Regions from separate parts of the Homo sapiens genome. Here region 2 is linked to region 1. Evidence: chromatin contacts called from ENCODE Hi-C or POLR2A ChIA-PET data. All regions are on one chromosome and are shown on one strand. The core of a region is the stretch at or near the end of the contact, and the rest is flanking DNA. Distances in the headings are between cores, read along the strand shown.

Evidence for each region. A loop is a pair of places that touch in the nucleus more often than their neighbours do. ChIA-PET counts read pairs that join two places held with the same protein, here RNA polymerase II (POLR2A). Pooled maps may share reads with other maps.
Region 2: a loop to region 1 is called in a pooled map, with 2.5 times the contacts of the local background. The contact joins the enhancer-like site here to the promoter of HEIH in region 1. A Hi-C loop is called at or near these places in 32 of 168 maps with a recorded cell type or tissue (B cell, CD14-positive monocyte, CD4-positive, alpha-beta T cell and 24 more), 37 of 37 single-sample maps with no recorded cell type and 42 of 50 pooled maps. POLR2A ChIA-PET finds 5 or more read pairs at or near these places in 35 of 52 experiments (A549, AG04449, AG04450 and 26 more).

The regions. Positions count from the first base shown.
Region 1 is chr5:180,827,552-180,834,902 of GRCh38, forward strand. HEIH (hepatocellular carcinoma up-regulated EZH2-associated long non-coding RNA) reads right to left here and starts at 4,067. Exons shown (of 1, transcript NR_045680.1): 1 at 2,403-4,067. It overlaps LINC00847 (long intergenic non-protein coding RNA 847), which reads left to right and starts at 3,406. Exons shown (of 3, transcript NR_045679.1): 1 at 3,406-3,678; 2 at 5,122-5,309; 3 at 6,761-7,351. It also overlaps a transcript of ZFP62 not described here. RefSeq lists silencers at 3,632-3,681, 4,042-4,171, 4,612-4,781.
Region 2 is chr5:180,870,878-180,878,228 of GRCh38, forward strand. It overlaps LOC124901155 (a long non-coding RNA gene), which reads left to right. Exons shown (of 2, transcript XR_007059089.1): 2 at 85-489. Among named protein-coding and RNA genes, the nearest start is that of ZFP62, 13 kb to the left of the region's middle. RefSeq lists an enhancer at 3,261-3,310. Within about 2 kb of position 2,819, at least 4 of the 41 ENCODE cell types and tissues checked have a DNase peak (open chromatin) inside an H3K27ac peak, as active enhancers do; they include CD14-positive monocyte and CD8-positive, alpha-beta T cell, where a contact is called at or near this core.

The DNA of each region.
Region 1 (7,351 bases), core at 2,817-5,316:
AACACTGCGGAAGGCCGCAGGGACCTCTGCTGAGGAAAGCCAGGTATTGTCCAAGGTTTCTCCCCATGTGATAGTCTGCAATATGGCCTCATGGGAAGGGAAAGACCTGACCGTCCCCCAGCCCGACACCCGTAAAGGGTCTGTGCTGAGGAGGATTAGTATAAGAGGAAGGCATGCCTCTTGCAGTTGAGACAAGAGGAAGGCATCTGTCTCCTGCCCGTCCCTGGGCAATGGAATGTCTCGGTATAAAACCCAATTTACGTTCCATCTACTGAGATAGGGAAAAACCGCCTTAGGGCTGGAGGTGGGACATGCGGGCAGCAATACTGCTTTGTAAAGCATTGAGATGTTTATGTGTATGCATATCTAAAAGCACAGCACTTGATTCTTTACCTTGTCTATGATGCAAAGACCTTTGTTCACGTGTTTGTCTGCTGACTCTCTCCCCGCTATTGTCTTGTGACCCTGACACATCCCCCTCTCGGAGAAACACCCACAAATGATCAATAAATACTAAGGGAACTCAGAGGCTGGCGGGATCCTCCATATGCTGAACGCTGGTTCCCCGGGCCCCCTTATTTCTTTCTCTATACTTTGTCTCTGTGTCTTTTTCTTTTCCAAGTCTCTCGTTCCACCTAACGAGAAACACCCACAGGTGTGGAGGGGCAACCCACCCCTTCAACGTGCCCTGCCAAACCTCTGGTGGTAAGGCTTCGATTACTAAATGGAAGAAAGGGACACAGGGTGTTTTGGAGTTGACACCTAGCTCTTTGGAGGTGACTCAGATCACTCAGGAGAGTCCGTAAGGCCCGGTGGGCAACACCCCAATCCTCCAGTCTCTACCCAAGAAGCTCCACCTTCATCTATTTGAGGGTTCTATGTTGCGGGAAGTCAGGGACCCCGAATGGAAGGACCAGCTGGAGCTGTGGCAGAAGAACATAAATTGTGAAGATTTTATTTTAATATGGACATTTATCAGTTCCCAAATAATGCTTTTATAATTTCTTATGCCTGTCTTTACTTTAATCTCTTAATCCTGTTATCTTCATAAGCTGAGCATGTATGTCACCTCAGGATCACTATGATAATTGTGTTAACTGTACAAATTGATTATAAAACGTGTGTTTGAACAATATGAAATCAGTGCACCTTGAAAAAGAACAGAATAACAGCAATTTTTAGGGAACAAGGGAAGACAACCATAAGGTCTGACTGCCTGCGGGGTCAGGCAAAAAGAGCCATATTTTTCTTCTTGCAGAGAGCCTATAAATGGACGTGCAAGTAGGGAAGATATTGCTGAATTCTTTTCCTAGCAAGGAATATTAATAATTAAGACCCTGGGAAAGGAATGCATTCCTGGGGGTAGGTCTATAAATGGCTGCTCTGGGAGTGTCTGTCCTATGCGGTAGCGATAAGGACTGAGATACGTCCTGGTCTCCTGCAGTACCCTCAGCCTTATTAGGATTGGGAAACTCCATCCTGGTAAATTTTTGGTCAGACCGGTTCTCTGCTCTTAGACCCTGTTTTCTGTTAAGGTGTTTATCAAGACACTACGTGCACCACTGAACATAGACCCTTATCAGGAGTTCTGCCTTTTGCCCCTTGTCCTGTTTCCTCAGAAGCATGTGATCTTTGTTCTGCCTTTTGCCCTTTGTCCTGTTTCCTCAGAGGCATGTGATCTTTGTTCTGCCTTTTGCCCTTTGTCCTGTTTCCTCAGAGGCATGTGATCTTTGTTCTGCCTTTTGCCCTTTGTCCTGTTTCCTCAGAAGCATGTGATCTTTGTTCTGCCTTTTGCCCTTTGAAGCATATGATCTTTGTTCCTACTCCCTGTTCGTACACTCCCTCCCCTTTTGAAATCCTTAATAAAAACCTGCTGGTTTTACGGCTCAGGTGAGCATCACGGTCCTACCAATATGTGATGTCACCCCCGGTGGCCCAGCTGTAAAATTCCGCTCTTTGTACTCTTTATTTCTCAGCCGGCCAACATTTATGGAAAATAGAAAGAACCTATGTTGAAATATTGGGGGTGGGTTCCCCCGATATCTGGCCCCTATCGGGTTCCCCCGATAGTTCTATCTAAATTTTTATCTGAAAAATAAGTTTCTCTGCTTTAAAAAAGAAACTTTGAAGACCATTTTACAGAAGAATTGGTTTGCCAAGGTGGAAAGAGAAGCTCATCAGTGACGTGACTTAGCCAAAAGCACTGGTTATACCTCTATACCTCGGAGCCGACACTGAAAGCCCCGGCCATAGTCTTTCTGCCCCAAGGAAAGCCTGGGGTGGGGGTGGGTGATATTGTCAAGAGCCAGGCCCCAGCTCCTCATACACACAGCTCATTTGCTCTCCCTCCCAACCCCCACCTTCATACTTCTTCCACACGCATACCAAAGAAAATAAGAATCTCAAGGTTGGAAAATCCCACTTTACTTCAAGTGAAGTCACTGGGTTGTCCCCATGAAATATCTCCACAATGGGTGTGCTAGACCTTTACTCTCTGTGGCACCACCAAGACCCCCTCACCCTGCCAGAGCCCTCTGAAGTGTACTCAGAATGGAGGGGCTGGAAGTGGGGCCAGTGGTCCTGGTAGTCAGCCTCCCCTTCTGACACAAGAATTATCGTGGAACAGCTTGTGTGACCGATCAACTGGTCTCTCCATCTTTAAGCCATTGTCTTGTTGACTCTGTTACTGCAGAGTTTGGGGAGGTCTCATGGCTTCTCGCATCCTATTTCCTGAGCTTCCCTGAAGCCAACTTCTGGCCACTGGTATGTGATGCGAGCACAGTGCCTCCTCCTGCTCCTCCAGGAAGCTTCTGCTGATTGAACGCAGGCCAGATGGCGAGATCCGGAGCAACCTTCTTAGATCAAGGGAAGAAAGGGGCACAAGAGGGGAGTAGGTAACAAGATAAAAGGAGCTCCCTCCCTGATGACTACAGAGCCATCGTGGCAGCCCTGGGCCTCCATTTCAGACGTTCATCTTGCCTAAGCCACCACCATCAGGGTCTCAGTCAGTCATCATTCTCATTTACTCGGGTGGCTGGGTGAGGGCGGAATACTACCTTCCAGCTGTCTGAGATTAAGCCTAAGCCACCACCATCAGGGTCTCAGTCAGTCATCATTCTCATTTACTCGGGTGGCTGGGCGAGGGCGGAATACTACCTTCCAGCTGTCTGAGATTAAGCAGAACAGCAGCTAAAGCAGTAACAGCAGGTCTCCTTCAGCAGCTTGCCACAGGGAAGAGGGTCCCGCGTGAACCGAACTCAACTTCCACCTGCGCAGAGGTAGCTACCATTTGCGTAGAGGTAGCTGGGTCTTTAAGGTTAGAGGGAAGGCGCAGGGAGGGAGAGACGGCGGGTGGGGGTTGAACAAAGTGGAGATTCACAAAAGCAGACTAGGGCGGGCGACGTGATCAGATGACCTGTGCGGGCGGCAGCCTCCTGCCCTCCTCCCCTTCGTGCGCCGGCTGGAGCGAAGAGTTCTTTTGACAGCCGTGAGCTTCCCCGCCAGGAACTTACTGGGGCTGCATCACCCTAGAAACGTGGCTTTGGGCTGTGGAAACGCTGCCTCTGTGGAAGTCTCTCCTCGCGGGGGTGGACGGGTCGCTGCGCGCCCAGCGTTCTTCTGCGGTTCTCACAGCCCGCCGCCGCCGCCGCCTCGGGGACCTTTGCGGGGAGGCCTCAGGTCAGCGCCGCCCTTGCGATGGCGGGAGAGCAGAGCGGCCCCAGGGCCTCTGAGCTCCGGCCCCGGCACGTCCCGCCCTCTCCTCCGCTTGCGGGAGCCGGGGCGCCTCGGAGGGAAACCTTCCGGACACAGGCCGGGAGAAGAGGGGCCGTGGCGCCATCGCGCAGCTTCCTGGTTTCGGCCATGTTTTTTTTTTTTTGAGACGGAGTTTCGCTCTTTTTGCCCAGGCTGGAGGGCAATGGCGCCGTCTCGGCTCCCTGCAGCCGCCGCCTCCCGGGTTGAAGGGACTCTCCGGCCTCAGGCCGCGGTGTTCTTGTAAATTAGAACCGGCCTATGCGCCAAGCGCGGGTCTCGCGGCTGCGGAGAGAGGCCCAGCAGGGGGCGGGGACGCCGGGAGGCGGGGCCTGGCCGAGCTGCGCACACCCGGGTGGTTCTGGCTACGGGTACCCGGACCTGCCCAACGACCGTTCTCCATTCCCGACCTCCGCACCCTACCCGGTCCGCAGGGCACCTTCCTCCTCTCTCTCAGGCACGTCCTCGACCTCAGTTGCCACGTGCACATGCTGGTGCCTTCCAGGTCGGTCTTTCTCCACCAGACTCCACCTGGAACTTTCTTCCTTTTCGTCCTGTGCTGGCCTAACCCCTGCTCGGCCTCGGCCCTCAGCTGCCGGCTCTAACAAAGCCTCTGTCTTTCCCAGACCCCTGTGACCAGGTCAGGCTCTGCTCCCTGCGTTCCTCTCTCCTTGCTTCCCTCCTCCTCCCCTCCCCAGAATCGCTTGAACCTGGGAGGCAGACGTTGCAGTGAGCTGAGATCGCACCATTGCACTCCAGCCTGGGTGACAAGAGCGAGACTCCATCTCAAAACAAAAAACAAAAAACACAACTCTTGCTGGCTCCTTGATTTTAGCCCAGTGAGATTCACTTCTAATTTCTTTTTTTCTTTGAGACAGTCTGTTCTGTCACCCAGGCTGGAGTGCAGTGGCGTAATCATGGCTCACTGCAGCCTCAACCTTCCTGGACTCAAGTGAACCTTCCACCTCAGCCTCCCAGGTAGCCGGGACTACAGGGGTGCACCAGCATGCCTGGCTAATTTTTGCATTTTTTGTAGAGATGGGGTTTCACTATGTTGCCCAGGCTGGTCTGAAACTCCTGTGCCCCAGCAGTCCTCCTGCCTTGGTCTCCCAAAGTTCTGAGATTACAGGCATGAGCCACTGCGCCTGGGCTTCCATTTCTGATTTCCAAAACTCTAGGATAATAAATTTACATTGTTTTAAGCCACCAAATTGTAGTAATCTGTTACAGCAGCAATAAGAAATGAATACAGCCATGCTTGATAATTCCTTTATCAAAAGCTACCTATTGGTGTTAGGAAGTATTGTTTTAAATTCTAAGACAGTGTTTTCACTTTCTATCTTGTGCACTGACTACCTCATGACCCCTTAGGTACCAGTCAGGACTGGTAGACTTTAATGTGGAGAACTTCTGAAACAGCAGTTCTCAAAATGTTACCTCCAGACACACAGAATCTGCATCACCCAGGAACTTGTAACCATGCAAATTCTCAGCCACCCAGACTTCCTGCATCAGAAACTCTGGGGCCCAGCAGCCTGTGTTTTAACAAAGCCCTTCAGGTGATTCTGACACTTGCTCAAGTTTGAGAACCGCTGTTCTAGGAGCTGGTCCTGCAGGGAAAGGGTGGCCTCTCAGTTCAGGTTCCAGTGTGGCTGGGGGTGGGGGTCAAGGTGAGGGTTTGGTTGTTGTGTCTGACAGTCAGCCAGGCTTGAGCACACGGACTGTTTACAAGGCTGCACTTTCCATGTTCTGGTCAGCAGTCTCCTGGTTCATTCCGTTACGAATGGACTGTCACCCCAAAATTAATGTTGAAATCTATTTCTCTATTTGGAGGTGGGGCCTTTGGGAGGTAATTAGGTCATGAGAGTGGAGCCCTCATGAATGGAATGACTGCCTAAGAGAACAGAGATGGCTCACACCTGTAATCCCAGCACTTTGGGAGGCTGAGGTGGGCGGATCACGAGGTCAAGAGATCGAGACCATCCTGGCTAACACGGTGAAACCCCATCTCCACTAAAATACAAAAAATTAACCAGGTGTGGCAGCGGGTGCCTGTAGTCCCAGCTACTCAGGAGGCTGAGGCAGGAGAATGGTGTAAACCTGGGAGGCAGAGCTTTCAGTGAGCTGAGACTGCGCCACTGCACTCCAGCCTGGGCGATACGGTGAAACTCTGTCTCAAAAAAAAAAAAAAAAAAAGAGAACAGAGAGCTAGCTTGCTGATTTTCTGCCATATGAGGATACAGTAAGAGGGCAGCCATCTGCAACTTGTAAGATGACCCTCACCATAACGTGACCATGCTGGCACCACGATCTCAGACTTCTAACCCCCAGAACTGAGAAATAAATTTCTCCACCACTCTATGACACGGTATTTTTTTTTTTTTTTTGAGATGGAGTCTCGCTCTATTGCCCAGGCTGGAGCGCAGTGGCACGATCTCGGCTCACTGCAACCTCTGCCTCCCGGGTTCAAGCGATTCTCCTGCCTCAGCCTCCTGAGTAGCTGGGATTACAGGTATGCGCCACCACACCTGGCTAAGTTTTGTATTTTTAATAGAGATGGGGTTTCACCGTGTTAGCCAGGATGGTCTCGATCTCCTGACCTCATGATCCGCCCGCCTCGGCCTCCCAAAGTGCTGGGATTACAGGCGTGAGCCACTGCGCCCAGCTGGCATGGTATTTGTTATAGCAACCCAAGCTAAGACACTCCATGTTATGGACTGAATGCTCGTCTGCCCCCAAAGTTTCTATGCTGAGATCCTAACCCCTTTGTGATGGTAACAGGAAGTGGGAACTTTGGGAAGTAACTAATTAGGCCATGATGGTAGGGCCCTCATGAGTGGGATTAGTGGCTGTCTTAGTCCATTTTGTGCTGCTATAATAGAATACCCGAGACTGGGTAATTTATATAGAACAGATGTTTGTTCTCTCACAGCTGTTGCATTAGGGATAGATGGAAAGACTTATTTATGTATTGACTGACTGATTGATGGGGCCTTGTTCTGTTGCCTAGGCTGGAGTATAGTGGCATGATCATAGATCACTGCAGCCTCAAACTCCTGGGCTCAAGCGATCCTCCCACCTCAGCCTCCATATAGCTGGTGGGGACCAAGTTTCTAACACATGAATGTTGGGAGACACATTCAGACCATCGCAGTGGCCTTATAAAAAGAGACACAAGAGCTTGCTCTCTGCCATGTGAGAATACCACAAGAAGACTGTCCTCAGCAAATCAGAAAGCGGGTGGACCCTCATCAGACACCAGATGTGCCTGCACCTTGATCTTGGACTTGCCAGCCTTCAGAACAGTAAGAAAGAAATGTGTGTTGTTTAAGCCACCCAGTCTATGGTAACTTGCTATAGCAGCCCACTAGGAGACCCCAAGATATTTAAAAACTCATCAGCACCTGCTTTCTGCATCTGGACCCTGATCTTCTGGTGGGTTTACCAGTTACTTGTAGAGTGTCCCTGTGATAGTTTTAGGTGTCAACTTGACAGGATTGAGGGATGCCTAGATGGCTGGGGAAGCACTGTTTCTGAGAAGGACCATGTTTTTGGAGGAGACTGTTTTATGAGTGAATTTCAGGGGACACATTCAGATCAT
Region 2 (7,351 bases), core at 1,569-4,068, 42 kb after region 1:
CTCCCGGTGGCCTAAGACAAGAAGGTTTATTTGTTCTTCACGTAAACTTCATTGTAAGTCAGTTTGCTCTCTTCTGTCTTGCAGCCATAATATCTGGAATGTGTGGCCTTCAGAATTGCCACTGTAGAGAAGAGAAGGCTGGAAGACCCCATGGGATGCTTTAAGGGCTAGGCCCAGAAGTGCAATTACGTCATTTACAACCACCTCTCTTTGGCCAGAACCAGGTCACACAGCTCCGTTCTAACTGCAAAGGAGGCCAGGGCTTAGAAGATCTCGTGGATATTTGGTGAATACTGGCAGTCTTGCCATAGTCAGGAAACTTCAAAAAGGGGAAAAGATGCCCTATGGCCACACTCCACTCTGGCCCACAAGCTGGCATCATCCAATGACGTGGCCGATGTGGCCTCATTTGTTGCGTGGGCTGGCAAAACCCATATTCAGGTTATACAGGAATCCTTCATTAAAGTTTAGAGGTCCTTTCTCCTCCAAGGCCCAGTTCTGTTTTTTTTAAAATTAATTTTAAAATATTTTTCCCTTTGATCTTTTAATTAATGAACTATTACCATATAACAAATTGCCCCCAAAACTCGGTGGCTTAAAACAACAAACATTTATTATTTCACAGTTTATGTGGGCCAGGAATTTGAATGCATATTAACTGAGTGGCTCTGATTCAAGGTCTTTGACGAGGCTGTACTGAAGGTGTGGACTGGGGTTGCAGTCATTTGGAGAAATAGCCCAGTTGGAGTTGGAGGATTTGCTTCCAAATTGGCTCGTTCCCGTGGCTGCTGGTGGGAGGCCTCAGTTTCTCATAGTACAGGTCCCTCCACAGGCCTGCTTGAGTGTCCTCATGGCATGACAAGTGATCCAAGAGAGAGGGTGACACTGGACCATGGCGCTTTTTATGCCCTGGTCTCTGAAGGTGCACACCGTCGCTTTTGCCGTATGTTACTCCAGTAGAAGCAAATCACTAAGTCCATCCCACACTCAAGGAAAGGACCTAAACTCCAACTCTTCAAAGCAGGAATATAAAAGAATTTCTGGAAATATTTTCAAACTACAACAGTCTCCCTTGAATTTATTTTGGAACATGAGTTTCCATTCCCTACGAAGAACTGATTGCCCCATTACCATTTACTCATTTAACTTCCCCATTGAACTAATTTATCGTATTAAATCATTATCTAGAAAAGGGCTTGTCATGGGCCACCTATTTAGTTACATTGACCTGTCTGGCTATTGTCATGTCCAAGTACATTTAAATTTTTCAGAGGTCATAAAACTTTAAGCCAGACCACAAGCTCCCTAGTAGCACAGCCTGTAGACATATAAGGGATTATACTATGTTGTATTAAGTGCAGGGTCTTAGCACACTATGAAGTGTACATATGAAGTTGTACTGCCCTTGAGGGCAGTAGCAACTCGACTGACAGAGGCTCTGCCCGAAGCCAGGCAGTGATCATGCTGAAGGTCAGGCCAACGAGGGTGTGTGTGTGTGTGTGTGTGTGTGTGGTGGGAGTGGGAGGGTGCTGGGGTACCAAGAATGGCAGCTGAACTGCATCTTTTGTTAGAGATCCGAAACTCTCAGCTTGCGGGACTTTACTTCACAGGCGTAAGCACAATCTGATGGAAAATTTGAATCCTGAAAACGTGATATTTCATCTGTATCTCATAGACATGGCACCTGGCACCGTCCCAGACAGGGCACATCATGGGGCACTTGGTTAGTGGATGGGTTGTCAGGTCAGGGAGGCGACACAGGATCACCTGAGCACATCCAGGACACCTGCCAGGACCAGCCGTGTGAGGCTTTCGACTGTGGCGGGGGCACCTGCTGTGCTGAATGGCTGGTTTGTCTCTGGGATTTGGGTAGAAAACAGAGCCACCAAGGTGGATGCTCAGTTTCAAGACCTCCACCCTCCACTGGGGGAAGTTTCAATTCAGCTGTGGCCATGGGGTCCACAGCAAGACACCCTCCCACCCCATGAGACACAGAAAGAGGAAGAAGGCTGCTATACGGGAATTAAAATATAAAGCTCCAGGCATAATACAGAGAATCAGCTCCTGATAAAGTAAGCCAAGAGACTGTCTCTACACACGTGACTGAGTTATGCTCGTCCCAGATCCAAAGCTGAAAGAGCAGGACTGGTTCGGGATTTCCATTTGTCACCTGTGGCTGATGCTATTGTCTAGCTCCCCGGTAGCCATCCCCACTTCTCTTCTGTTTGACTAACAGAGCCCCAGAATTTTTCCAAGCAGCAACACGCCCAGACCAATCAGAATTGATGTAAGATGAACAAGCACAGCGACTCCCATTCTCCTTTCCCAGATACTCAATTTCCCTGCTTGCAGCTAAAGGAGGCCAGGTGACCTGTGTGGCCACTGAGATGTGTGGGGAACTCTGATATGAGCTTTGGGAAAGATTTTAAGATTAAAAAAGAAAACCAGGCCTGGCATGGTGGCTTACTTTGGGAGGCCAAAGCAGGAGGATCTCTTCAGCTCAGGAATTCAAGACCAGCCTGGGCAACATGGTGAAACCCCTTCTCTACCAAAAATATCAAAAAAAAAAAAAAAAAATAGCCAAGCATGGTGGCAAGTGCCCGTGGTCCCAAATACTCGGGAAGTTGAGGTGGAAGAATCACTTGAGCCTGGGAGGTGAAGGTTGCAGTGAGCCGAGACTGCACCACTGCACTCCAGCCTGGGTGACAGAATCAGACCCTGTCTCTCAAAACAAAAGCAAAACAAACAAAACAGCACAGAGAAGAACTGGCTGGTACTGCCTCTTCCTGCGTCCTCCTATGTGATGCCTGGGCCTCCTCCAGTCTTGTCACCATGAAGCCACACCCAGGAGGCCCTAAAGGCGGCTGGCTGATGAGGGCGGAGTAGGAGACGGGTGTGACGGTTAATTTGGTGTCAACCTGATGGGCCAGATCTTTGGGCAACATCTTCTGGTGTTTCTGTGGGGTGTTTTGCATGAGACTGGGGGGACTGAGGAAATCAGATTGTTGCTCCTAATGTGGGTGGGCCTCATCCATTCAGACGAAGGTCTGAAAAGAACACAAAGGTTGATCTGCCAAGCAAGAGGGAACTCCCCCTGCCTAGCAGCCTTCAAACGAGGGCATTGGCTATTTCACTCAGCCCGCAGACAGGAACTAAACCATCTGCTCTCCTGGATCTCCAGCTTGCTGACTCACCCTGTAGATCTTGAGGCTTGCTGCTTTTATAATTGCGTGAGCCAGTTCCTTAAATAAGTCAGTCTCTATCTCTGCATCTACTTGGTTCTCTTTCGCCAGAGAATCCTGACTAATACATGGTGTCAGCCTAGGTCTTCACTGACCCCACTGGTCTGGTTCACCAGCACTGACCTGCCTGAACTCCTGGCCTCAAGCGATCCTCCAGCTTCAGCCTCCCGAGTAGCTGGGACTACAGACTGAAATTCTAAGGAAGCAGGTAGATCCCCAAACAAACTGTTTTTTCCTGAAAACAGGAAAGTCACACCAACCAGTTGGAAAGACCTCAGTTTACCTGAGTCAGCATAATGAAGAAGTCCCCTCTGCTTTAACTTACAAGAAAATAACCTGAAGTAACCTGATATTAAGCAATCTGATTTTTTTCTATTGTTCTGTTTCCTCGTTCCCACCTTACAAAGCCCACAGTTCTGCTATTGCCCAGTGGGAGCTCTCCTTCTATTTTGAAGAATAGAGGCTTCCCTCATTCATAAAAGCCAATTAGATCTTAAAAACAAATTTGTGTAATTTTGTCTTTTGACAGTACCTAAGAGTGTATCTGCCATAAACTTCTCAAGGAATTATGTGAGCTTCTGAGAAACAATAGCTTGCTGAAAACAGGGAGGCAGCGAGCATGAGAGTAATGTGGAAAAATCTCACGTGGAAAGAAAGAATGGGATAAAAAGCTGGATATGCTGTAAACAAGGTATCTATTTACAAAGACACACAGAAACTTCTGAACCTTTGGACAAAAAAGCGACGAAGAAATTTGTCAAAGTGTTGAGCAGTTGCTTCTAGTTGGTAGGATTTAAATATTTTAGTCTGTTTGCTTTTTATATCTTTTATAAACAAAGCCCTCTTCACTCCTGTGTGGCTGGCACAGGAGAACCTATGTGGACTTAACACCCTCTTCGTATGCCTCCTTTCCCACCCTCCATTTCGTCTGTCTACGAATTCAGCTTCCCAGGAACCAAGGAAAGCAGAAGGGAGATGCCTGTCTACGTGGAGAGTTCAGTCATGATACACAGGATTACCGGCTGTGACTGACTGAGCCAGCATATGTGTTGAGCAGTCAGCTGTGAGTCTGGGTAGCGTGAGTCTGGTAAGGCAGACAGACGGAATTTCTGCCTTCTTGTGGCAGAGTCCCTTGGCGGGGCTGGCAGGACTCAGAAACAGGGGAAGGCACATGCCAACATCCCCACTAACTAACTGAGGCCAGCCTCTGCTAGGAGCCTCCTGTGTCAAGTGTGGGGCTTACCACATTATAGCTATCTCACTCAATCCCCAGGACAGCACTGTGAGGCCAGTGCTGTTGGCAGAAAGGCTGGGAGGTACAGAGCAGGGGAGTCCACATGTGGCTGTGATGACCAGGAGCCCCTCACTAACAGCAGAGGTGTGGACTGGGGTGAAAAACAAAGACAAAACGTCCACAGGAGTGTTAACACTACAGAAATAAAAAGTGTTAGAAGAGGCCGGGTGTGGTGGCTCACACCTTTAATCCCAGCACTTTGGGAGGCCGAGGCAGGCAGATCACCTGAGGTCAGGAGTTTGAGACCAGCCTGACCAACGTGGAGAAACCCAGTCTCTACTAAAAAAAATACAAAAATTAGCCAGGTGTGGTGGCGCAGGCCTGTAATCCCAGCTACTCGGGAGGCTGAGGCAGGAGAATTGCTTGAACCCAGGAGGTGGAGGTTGTAGTGAGCCGAGACTGCGCCACTGCACTCTAGCCTGGGCAACACGAGCAAAACTCGTGCAAAAAAAAAAAAAAAGAAGAAAAAAGTGTTGGGAGGATGGACAGAAGCATCTGGGGAAGACTTTGCAGGTGAAAACGGCAGAACTCTCACTACATGACAACTTTGGTCAAGCTCTGAGAGACTTTACCAAACTCTAGCATGGCTTCTAACAGCGTAAGGCCATGTCCCTCAGATAAAACCAGCGTTCCTTCAAGTGCCTGCCTGAGAAAGTTCAATGTGCCAGGGAATGACTATTTGTCTTAGCTAACATTCATCTGGTGATAGGCCCTTGGACTCCCTTACTATAAAAGGCTTACAATTTTAAATACAGTCGTGCATCATGTAATGGCAGGAATACGTTCTGAGAAATGTGTTGTGAGATGATTTCATCATTGTGTGAACATCATAGAGCGCGCTTACACAAACCGAGATGGCACAGCCGGCTACACACCCAGGCTGTATGACACAGCCTGTTGGTCCTGGGCGGCAAACCTGTACTGGGGCTAAAAACCTGTACAGCATGTGACTGCACTGAATACTGTAGGCAACTGTGATATGATGGTGAGTATTTGTGTATCTAAACATATCCAAACATAGAAAAGACACAGTAAAAATATGATATAAATGATTAACAAATGGTACACCAATATAGGGCATTTACCATAAATGGAGCTGTGGCTACTGGCTGGTACAGTATTAGGTGTACCTGAAGTATTTGCTGATGCCTGCCTCTCTGCCTCTGAGGTTTTTCTGGAACAAACGCCACTGTAGTCAGCTGGCAGTGATGAAGCCCAGACATTCAGTAAATTTTAAAGGGGTATGGGATCTTGCCTGCCACTGGAGCAGGTCAGGAGGCTCAAACTATGGCTACTGACCTGGATTAAGAGGCTTTGGGGGTAAGCCTCATGCTTGGTTTTATTGTTGGGGGCCAAATGTTAGGGAACAAGGCAGAATCCTATGTTCACTTCCATCTCTCCTCCAAGTGGATGGTATCTCTCTCTGTGCTATGATACCTGCAGTTGGGGGAGAAGTGATTCAGGTAATTAAAACTGTCCTTTCTACCCTCTCCAATGCATCTTTTCTTATTATGTTACAACCATATACTCTGATCTCTCACCTGGTCTCCTTAGCTCTCATGAAGGTATTTATGTATGTTGCTAGTCATTCTATGTGATGTTTCTGCAGTGAGACAACAGCTAAAGAGTTCTCTTCTGCCATCTTGCTCTGTCCTTCATCCTACTCTATGTTTCTTCAAAGATAAATTATGTGTATTTGAGGTTTACAACATGGCATTATGGGATGCATATAGATAGTAAAGTGGTACTCCAGTGAAGCAGATTAACATATTTATCATTTCAGATAGTTACTTTGTATTTTTGTAATAAGAGGAGCTAAAATATGCTTATTTAACAAGAATTCCTAATACAATACAATTTAACTACTTGACTTCTTATATTGTACATTAGACCTCTAGATATTGATTCTACATATCGCCTACTTTTTATCCTTTGATCTACATCTCCGCATTTCCTTCGCCTCCCTCAGCCATGATAACCAGTTGGTTCTCTTTTTCTGTGTTTTTGAGATTAAATAAGATCATGTAATGTTTTTCTTTTTTTAATTTTTAATGGATTTTATTGGTGACGCTAGTGACTTGCTAATTAGCATGATGAATACTGGAAATTGGCTCTTTTTTTGAATAGAGTCACACTCTGTTGCTCAGGCTGGAGTGTGGTGGCATGATCACAGCTCATTGTAACAAACTGGGTTCAAACAATCCTCCTGCCTCCTCTTCCTGAGTAGCTATGACTACATGATGTTATGGGACTACAGGCATGTGCCACTGCACCTGGCTAATTAAAAAAAATTTTTTTTTTCTAGAGACAGGGTCTTGCTATATTGCCCAGGCTGGTCTTGAACTCCTGGCCTCAAGCAGTTCTCTTGCATCAGACTCCCAAAGTCCTGGAACTACAGGCCTGAGCCCCTGCACCCAGTCACATTTTCCTTTCTGTGTCTGGATTATTCAGTTAGCGTAATGTCCTCCAGGTCCATACATGTTGTAACAAGTGGCAGGATCTTCTTTTCTAAGGTGGAAAAATATTCCATTATGTACATATATCATATTTATGTACTTGTCTTTCTATGGCATTTACATTGTTTCTATATTTTGACTTTTGTGAATAATGCTGCAATAAACATAAGAGTGCAAATATCTTTACAAGGTGGTAAAGAAGAGGGACTGCTGGGTGATATGGTGTATTAATCCATTCTCACGCTGCTAATAAAGACATAGCCGAGACTGGGTAATTTATAAAGGAAAGAGGTTTAATTGACTCGTAGTTCCACAGGGCTGGGGAGGCCTCAGGAAACTTACAATCATGGCAGAAGGGG